Regions from separate parts of the Homo sapiens genome. Here region 1 is linked to region 2. Evidence: chromatin contacts called from ENCODE Hi-C or POLR2A ChIA-PET data. All regions are on one chromosome and are shown on one strand. Each heading gives the region's core, a stretch centred on a gene start or an enhancer-like site at or near the end of the contact. The rest is flanking DNA. Distances are from core to core; before and after follow the strand shown.

Region 1 (4,420 bases), core at 698-3,197, 85 kb after region 2:
GGGCGGGTAGCGGGGCTCAGTGGCCCTCCACGTCTGTGCCACAGGCTGTGTGGATCCCGACATGGTGGTGGGGGTCGGCGGGGAGCTGCTCCCAGGCCCCAATAAGCTTTCTCTTAATCACCACCAAGGATTAAAAGCCAGTCCTCGTCATCAGCTCACGGGCCACCCCGTCACTGGCACCTGCGGGAAAACAAGAAAAGAAAAACAAGATCAGCCACGGGGCAGCTGGCTCCTCCGTGCACAGGTCCCCGAGTCGTTCCTGTGGTCCCGTGAGGACACGCGAGCACCCAGGGGCCTGCCTGGACCCTCCTCCATCCACTGCCACACTCACCTGTTCTCCGGGAGCACAAGGAGACAGGCATGGCATTCAAGGTCCCTCCGAGCCATGCAAGCCACGCAAGGGACCAGAGGCCTCCTCCCCACCCAGGCCTTCACCCGGCAGGCACAGGGACTCTGCGCTGCCCTCACCACCACCCAGATGGCTCCCAGCCCCCCTAAGCCCATCCAACTTCACTCCATGGCCCCCGGGTTTCTAAGTCACAGGGCAGAATTCCCAGAAAGCACCTGTCCCAGGAGGGGCGGCCGGCAGCAGGGACATCACACACCGCTGTCCCGGGCAGCAGGGACCAGGGCCAGCTCAGGCGGGCCACGGGCCACAGGCCACAGCATGACCTGGGCAAGGCTATGACCCTGTGCAGGAGGCTGACACCATGACATGGGACAGGACTGATATGAGGTTAGCCAGATGCAAACTAGGAGGTGGGATTAGGACATGGAGGGCTACACCAGGAAGAGCCAAGGGCAGAATGACAGCCAGTCGGGCCCTGCAGCCTAGGGATAGGTACCCCAAACGGCTCCTGGGGCAGATACTGGAGCCTTCCACGGGAGAGGATCTACTCGTGGCCACGCCAGAGGAATAACACGAAGCGGGCTAGCAGCTTTACAGATGGAAAAACAGCCCCACAGAGAAGACACGGCCCAGCAAGGGAGCCACGGGGACCCCTACTCCGAAGCTGCCTTTGCCAGGAAACCCCTAAGCACCCCCCACCCCCAACAAGGCTTCTCCCCTTCCTCCGCCAGCCACAGCTCCACGCCACCTGCTGGGCTTACAACAGGGTCCCATCCCAGACCAAGGCCCCCTCCACACTCTCCCTGAACCAGTCCCTCAGAAAAGGTGTGTCCATCAGGTCCTGCCTCATGCAAAGCCCTCTCCAGCACCCCCACAATTGCACACACCCCCCAGAGCTGAGGGAAATGCACCCTGGCACCGGGACCCAGCGCCTGGATGTGGGCCTCCAGTGGCGGAGGACTGAGGCTGCACCACACGAGGTCAGGGGTCAGGAGGGGAAACAGAGCATACCCAGCCCTGCAATTTCATCAGAACACCCCCTCCCCCAACCTGAAGAGGGTAACCGTCCTTCTCCAAGCAGGAAAGCCCTTGGAGGCCTAATGTGGAGGGGCATTGGGAGGAAGGTTAAGGTTGGGGGCCCTGACTGCCTCCCAGGCCCCACCTCATCTCTCATTAGTGTAGACTTGACCCTCCCTCCCTCCCCAGGTGCCAGGGATGGTCATGTGACCCGGTCCTGGCCAATCAGAGTCCTGCATGCTTCTGGGCCAGTGACTGTCTCAAGGATGAGCCTGTGACCCAATAGGAGTCAATGAGAATCTGCCTTGAGACTTTTGCTGCTGGAACCAGGAGAAAGGTGCTCTCTGCTGGGGATCTAAGCTGGGAATGAAAGCCTGGAGCTCTGGGGGCCACCATGCAGCAGGAGCCTGCCTGAGACCCACGCCCACCGGCAGGAAGGCAGGGCGAAAGGGCGGTAAGAGCAGGTTGTGTCCGATGGTGGCTGGAGGCAGGTCGAAGCCTGCTCACTTCATTAGGGGAGCCAGGGCACTCCTTCTGCACGTTTTGTCTTTGGCAGCCCAAGCTGGGTTTCTGTCACATGCCACCAAGAATTCGGGCTCACACAGGGAAAGAAGGAGTCACAGAGGAGGCCACCCCTTCAACTGGCTGCTGTCCATCCTTCAAACACAGAAAAGCCAAGGAATTCCGGAGCCAAGACTGACACATCTACCACCACCTCGGTCCTGCCTGCGTGGGCTTTCCCAGCCCCGAGACAGGATGTATGGCGCAATTCCCGTGAACATGGGAACACGTCCCGCTCCACCATCGCTAAGCTGCGTGGCCTTGGGCAAGTCACTTGCCCTCTCTGAACCTCCAAACACACAGTGTTCCCTAAACATCAGACATTCATGTGCCACCCCCGCGTAGGGACTTTTTTATAGAGATTACCCAGGCGACAGCCGTCTAGCCCCGGGCCTGTCACTTTCATTCAGTTAGGCATAACTTTACATACAAGAGAAGCTTATTATCAGCATAGGTATACAGAAACCCAGTACTATGTGGAATAAATAGGAAGGCATCGGAATCACAAACGCACTCCCACACACATGAAGACGTCTGTGCATATTCCGACTGCCTAAGTCCTCCTGCAAGGACCCCAGGAAAGGCCGGGTGGCGGACAGCAGGCACTCAGCAGCTCCCAGCACACAGTAAATGCTCAGCAAACCAGAATGCCTAATACTGCTGTCACCAGGACTGTCAATGATGCAGCTGCAGCCCAGTCACCAGTGACGCTATGATGGGGAGGCAAGGCACAGCTAGCCCTGCCCGGCCCCAAGAGCAATGAGACATCCGTTCTGCAGCCAGAAACAAGAGTCTGGCCCTGGGAGAGAGAACAGCTGTGGCCACCAGGACCCAGCCCTGTTCTAAAATTCTTCCTGCTAGAGCTCGGCTCAAAGTCTGCAGACCCTGGTCATCTCATGCAGCAAAGCAAATTCTATTCCCTTCTCTCTAGGTGCTAAACAGTTCCCGGTCTCTCGGAGGAGATAAGGCCGTCACTTCTGCAGGGTGCTGTTCCCGAGGTCTGCCCCTCTTTCAAGGGCACCACGGGCAACTTCCAAATTGCTATTGGATTTTGAGTTGCACAAGGTGGCCGAGAGGTCTCATTTACCCACAGCTTTTCTTTCCTCCTTTGCCCAGTGAGATGCTGCCTGGGGGTGACAGGCCCCTGGCACACGCTTACCATGGTGCACACGGGCACCAGAGACCAGGGAGGGTGACACCGTCCTAAAGTGCCCCGCAGCTGGCTGGCTGGCTTTCCACTGCCTGGGATTTACACAGTGCCCACCCCGGAGCATGGGGCTGGAACCTCGGCCCCTCACCTACCAAGGGGTTCCCCCACCAGCCCCCCACCCAGCGCCTCACATGCCGGTGGGGCCTGAACAGGGAACAACTCCAGTAACCTCGTGCCACCCTCACTCACCACGAGCTTAGGAAACCCAGTTTCCAACCCCTCCCGACCTGAGCCACGTTTCCTGCCAACTCGAAAAAAAACAAATGTTAGGGAAACGGTTTGGCGGTTCCTCAAAAATTTAAACATAGAATAACCATATGACCCACCAATTCCATTCCCAGGCATCCACCCAAAAGAACTGGAAACAGGGACTCAAACAAAACACGGTATGCATGTTCATGGCAACAGAATTTACAGCAGCCAAAAGGCAGACCCAGCAAAAATTCCAGTCCATCCCTACGATGGAGTATTACTCAGCCATAAAGAGGAACGAAGGACGGCTGTGTCCTACACCACACATAACCAGAAAATGTCATGCTGAACCAAAGAGGCCAGACACAAAAGGCCACGAACTGCCTGACTCCACGGATATGAAATGTCCAGAACAGGCACATCCACGAGGCAGAAAGGAGACTGGTGGCTACCAGGAGGGCAGGGTGAGGCAGGAATGAGGCCTGCTAATGGTTACAGGGTTTTACAGGGCAGTGATGCAAAGGTTTTGAAACTTGATAGAGGAGGCGGGTGTGCAGCACTGCGAATAGGGAAAAAAATAAGCTTTGACTTTTCATCAGCAGGTTTGGAAGTGAATGCCAAAAAAAATGATGACATCATTTCCTCAAAGATGGGGGCAGGAGAGGACGAGGGAGCCCCTCCAGGGTCTCCAGGATCTGGTCCTGGCCAAAGGAGGTTCTGAGGATGGATCCGGGCTGGAGGGGGAATTCAGACACAAACGCCCCATGTCGCCGCTGCGTCTGGCTGCGGTGGGGTCAGAAAGGGTGGGCGGCATTCATTTATTTACATACACACTGTGGTCCCTGCTGAGCCCCGGGCTAGTGCTGGGGACTTCTTGTGAACCCAGCGGGGTCCAGGCCCTGGAGGGTCTCAGGCCAGGGGCTCTGCCCAGCCCTGGGGAGAGCCAGGAGATACGAGGAAGAAGAACTTCCAGAGGGTGAAGGCGAGGGGATGGAGAGTGCTCCAGCTGGAGGCGCCGCTGAGCAAGAGCAGGGAGGTGAGCGCCAGCTGGTGGGGGGTGAGCGCAGGCTTGGGGGTGAGCCCCCGCCAGG
Region 2 (4,396 bases), core at 604-3,103:
GCAAGCCACCTCACCCGGCTAATTTTTTAATTTTTTTGTAGAGATGGGGTCTCACCATGTTGCCCTGGCTGGTCTTGAACTCCTGGGCTCAAGCGATCCACCTACCTCAGCCTCCCAAAGTGCTGGGATTACAGGCATGAGCCACCGCACCGGGGTGACCTTGTTTGTCTTGTCCACGAGGGAATCACCTAGAATGACATCCCTGCAGAACAGACTCAAACACCACCCATCCCCCAGGGACAACCTGCCGCCTGTGAGCCTGCCAGGGCCCCTCCCTCAGTGCCTCCAGCTGCCACAGACACCAAGGCTGCTGTTCTGGGAACTACTTCCTGACTCCAGCAGCCCAGCTTGAGATGTCCCCCAGGCCCCCTCGATCCTGACCGATCTGCTGCCTGGGGAGCGCTCACATTTTCCACCTCCTTCTGCCTCTCTGATGCGATCGCCCCTGCACTGCATCCTGGCCCATGCAAAGGCCATGTTGGTCTTTTCCTCAACCTGCAGCCCGGTCTGCTCCATCCCTGGGCTCCGGCCCACTCACCAGCTGCCTTCCCTGGGAGCAACATCCCTGACTGCAGGACGTGGGGAGCCCCCAACTGTCTCCCCACCTAGCACAAAGCTGGGCAGGAAACCAGAGACATCTGCTCACTTCAACCCTAAAACTGCACCCAATCCTGCCCAGCCCAGCTGGCCCTGACTGGAGAGGACCCAGCCACCTCCTCTGGCAGGCCTGGGAAAGTCGGCACCACCGGAAGGCTGTGGGCCCATCCTGGCCCAGCCCCAAGCAGGCAGCAGGTTTGAAACAAGATACAAGCCCTCGGCCTGGGAGCTGAAACACAGCCTGGGGTGATCTGGCCCGCCCTGCCACCGGTCCCCACCATCAAGTGACTTCAGCACCTAGGGCAGGCAGCTAGCCCTGAATACCAACACCCACCGCACAGCGGCTGCCCCTCCCCAGGGACCAAGCCTGGCTGCTCCTGCCCTGGAACAGCCTTCCCGGTCATACTGTTCCCTGTGCAAACTGTCCGAGTGCCACAGCAAGGGGAACAAGGTCACCAGTCCCTCCGCAAAGAGCTGGGAGAGGACAGACGGAGGAGGCAGGGGACAGGGGGCTGTAGTGGGAGGGAGGAGAGAGAAAGGGAGAAAGGTGGGGGAGGAGCAGAGACCTGGAGGAGGAAGGGTGAGAGGAGAGACCCAGGGACAGGGTGAGGAGGGGAGGGGGCGGGGGAGGAGGAAGAGGAGAGATGGGGGAGAGAGAGAAGGGGAGAGAGAGAGAGAGAGCTAGAGACAGAGTTAAAAGACTTAGATGGGGGAAAGAGAGAGAGACGGGAAAGCACATGCAGAGAAACAGACGAGACGTGGACACAGAGATAAAGACACAGAGAAATAGAAAGAGGGAGGAAGACATGGGAAGAGAAACAGACGTAGCCACCCGTGTGCGCGCATACACACACAGAGAGAGAGAGAGAGAGAGAAACCTAGAAAAATGCAGGAGATTCAGAGCCAGGGGCTTGGGCAGAGCAGACCCAGAGGGACAGAGATGGGGAACAGTGGAGAGTGGACGGCAGCAGTCGGGGGCGGAGCCTCGGCCTCCCTGGGCTTCCTTCTTGGACCCAGGCCGGATGACTGGAGCCCAGGACGGGCTGTTCCCGTCTCAGTGTCCCATCTCTGCAGAAAGAGAGGCCCCCTTGGCCACATGAACCCCCATCGCTGCGGGAAGGCCATATTGGCTACCAGGGGCCGGGCCCTGCCACCTGGCCTAGCCAGCCTCACATCCTCGCTCCCCAACGGTCTGCAGTCAGGCCCCAGCATTCCTGGGCTCTGGTTTTGCAATTCACTAGGATAACGCGGCCCTTCCATCAATGAATCATGGACTATAAACCACTGTGCCAGCGCTTGAGCTGTTCCCCGCACCGCCCCACAGTCCGTGATTCACCTCAGGGTGGTGGTGATGGGGCTCGGAGCCCAAGAGAGGATGCTCGGGCCTCAACCCAGCCTCCAGGCTCAAAAGCCGCTCACGGCCGATCTCAGGGGCCAGGTTCCGGGAGGTGGGGGCTCGGCCCTCCCTTGCCAAAGCTCAGGCCTGTGGGGTCTCATGGGGGTGGGTGTGGAGGGGCTAGCATTCCAAAAGCCTATGCCCGGGCCTGCATCCCCGTGTCAGAACACAGAGAAGCTTCCAGAAAGAGGATGGCACCCTCCATTAAACAAGAAGGCAATCCCACCACTCTAAACAGCCATGCACATCCCTCGCCTCCAGCCGGCCACAAGGCTAAGCACCAGTGCCATGGATGCCAAGGTGGGCCAGAGTGAAGGCGGCCGCACACAGCGCGGGTCTGAGTCCAGAGACGTCCCATGGCCAGCACTTTTAATCAAGGACTTTCATATTCCACTTTATAACCATCCAAGTTTCAGAAACGTAACCATCGAAATGACACACAAACTGCTTTGGTACAGGGCACATGGTGTCGGGGTGACAGGGCGGAGAAGGGCCTGGTGCAAGCACTTCAGACAGGGCAGGTGTCCTTGAGATGACACGGTGGCACTGGCGTCTTGCTGCTGGGCTGTGGTTAAGCATTCGGGTGGCCACAGCATCTATGAAGCGTGGCTTTGCAAACATGCAGATGCACAGGCTGCCTCCTGGGCTGGACTGGCCAGACCTCCCTTCTAGAAGGGGCTGGCTGCCATCGGCTGTCAGGCGCGCTGACAATAACTCAGCTCAGAGCTGCCTCATCCAAGTTGGGCCCTGGCCAGGGAGGCCGTTGCCCACCCCAAACACCTGGGAAGGGCCGTTCCAGCTTGAGTGTACTCCCATGGGTGGTCTGGGCTGTGGGGTAGCCCACCTCGGGCTTAACAACCCCTTCAGCCACCCTGCTCCCTGCTCAGGGGCTGACCCCCAGCACCGAGGTTCTCAGCAGCGTCCTAGACCAACGCCTGGGAGCTCCTTGGAAATGCAGAGTCTTGGATCTCGGCCTTATTGTGGGGTGAGGGGTGCGGCCCAGTGACTGGGTTTCCCCAGCCCTTCCGGTGATTCCGACATGCACTCACATCTGAGGACTCAGACTGGGACACGTCCCCTCACAAAGCAGACCTTGGCCTCAGACAGGGGGAACTCCAGGAGGGCACAGCCCCAGGATGCTGGCTACAGCCATCCCAGCGTGGTCAGTGGTGTCTGAGGAAGTCGGAAGCCTCGCTGCCGGGGAAAGTGCACGGTCCAGTGTCCCTGGAGTCACTTCTCACCCCCAGCCCACAGGCTTCCCCTCCCTCGGGATCCCACCACAGCCTCCATTTCAATCCCACCTTGACAAATGGCGAAAGGAGGGGCACCCATGTCCTTGGTCCTGGGCCATGCACCCCCCAACTCAGGAAACCCACAGGAGGCACGTGGGCGCTGTTGACCCTGGGAGGGGCGGTCGTGCCCACTCCCCGACACCTCGGAAGTCCTACCCTGTGTCCACCTCTGCAGCGTGGAATCAGGGCAGTCTGGGGTGTTGAGATGGGCCAGGCGCGGCTGATCCCTTTACCCTATTTTCGGAAGGATTAAGGTCGGATTCGCATCTGAAGGTAGAGTCTGACAACCCTGGCATACAGTAGGCACTGAATAAATGCCCCCGGATGAACATGCATATACTGTGCATCCGATGGGCACCTCCTGGGGGGTCTGTGGGGCGAGCAAGCTTGGGGACACGAGGCAGGAAGGCCCCTGCGAGCGGCCTCTGTCCTGGTGACATGAGAGAGGCCACTCGTGCCTGTCTTCAGCAGAGATGTGGCCTGGAGCCACGGGCACCGCGCCAGGACCACAAGCACCACAGCCTCTCTGCGGCCACCCACAGCAGCCTCCACAGCAACCCAGGAGAGAGGGGCTGTGCACTGGGAGTGGGGGTGCTGAGAGAGCGCAAGAGACGCAGAGCGGGAGACAGAGATGGGGAGGAGAGACAAGGCGGGAGAGAGGGAGATGAGGAAGAGCCCTCAGCAACTCCCCAAAGACATATATGGTAACGGCGGAGGCACTGAGAGAGAAAGAGACAGTGGCCAGCTGCTGTCCCCAGGAGCTGAGGGACACATGGCAGGGGAAGAGACACAGGTGGTGGCGGGGGGTACTGAGCCCCCCCCACCCCAGGACTCCCACCCACCCCATATCAGAGGGTGTCTCCACAGCACAGATCCAGCCTGGCTCACCTGGGGTCCCCGCATCCAGCATCCGACTCCCCACTGACATGGAGCCTCATCATGAGCCCCTCTGCCGCCTGCCCTCGCAGGGCTCCTGCACAGACCACAGGAGAGGCCTGTCCTACCTGGCGGATCAGGGCTGGCTTCCAGAAGGCTGGCTTTATGGCCAGTGTGCTGCCGAGGGGACGGCTGGGCCTCCCTCCAACTCCCCGGGCTGCATGTGCCAGGCTAG

What was found. Hi-C counts contacts between places; a loop is a spot of excess contacts on that map. ChIA-PET counts read pairs that join two places held with the same protein, here RNA polymerase II (POLR2A). Pooled maps may share reads with other maps.
Region 1: a loop to region 2 is called in a map of astrocyte of the cerebellum, with 6 times the contacts of the local background. The contact joins two enhancer-like sites. A Hi-C loop is called at or near these places in 3 of 168 maps with a recorded cell type or tissue (astrocyte of the cerebellum, heart left ventricle and heart right ventricle) and 9 of 50 pooled maps. POLR2A ChIA-PET finds 5 or more read pairs at or near these places in 2 of 52 experiments (H1 and activated T-cell).

The regions. Positions count from the first base shown.
Region 1 is chr12:124,495,189-124,499,608 of GRCh38, forward strand. It overlaps NCOR2 (nuclear receptor corepressor 2), which reads right to left. Exons shown (of 49, transcript NM_006312.6): 3 at 1-180. The coding sequence starts at 63. Among named protein-coding and RNA genes, the nearest start is that of NCOR2, 70 kb to the right of the region's middle. RefSeq lists enhancers at 1-761, 762-1,720, 1,375-1,504. Within about 2 kb of position 1,948, at least 18 of the 41 ENCODE cell types and tissues checked have a DNase peak (open chromatin) inside an H3K27ac peak, as active enhancers do; they include heart left ventricle and heart right ventricle, where a contact is called at or near this core.
Region 2 is chr12:124,409,823-124,414,218 of GRCh38, forward strand. The region is part of intron 15 of NCOR2 (nuclear receptor corepressor 2); the gene reads right to left. Among named protein-coding and RNA genes, the nearest start is that of MIR6880, 75 kb to the left of the region's middle. RefSeq lists enhancers at 2,373-3,000, 3,001-3,629. Within about 2 kb of position 1,854, at least 15 of the 41 ENCODE cell types and tissues checked have a DNase peak (open chromatin) inside an H3K27ac peak, as active enhancers do; they include heart left ventricle and heart right ventricle, where a contact is called at or near this core.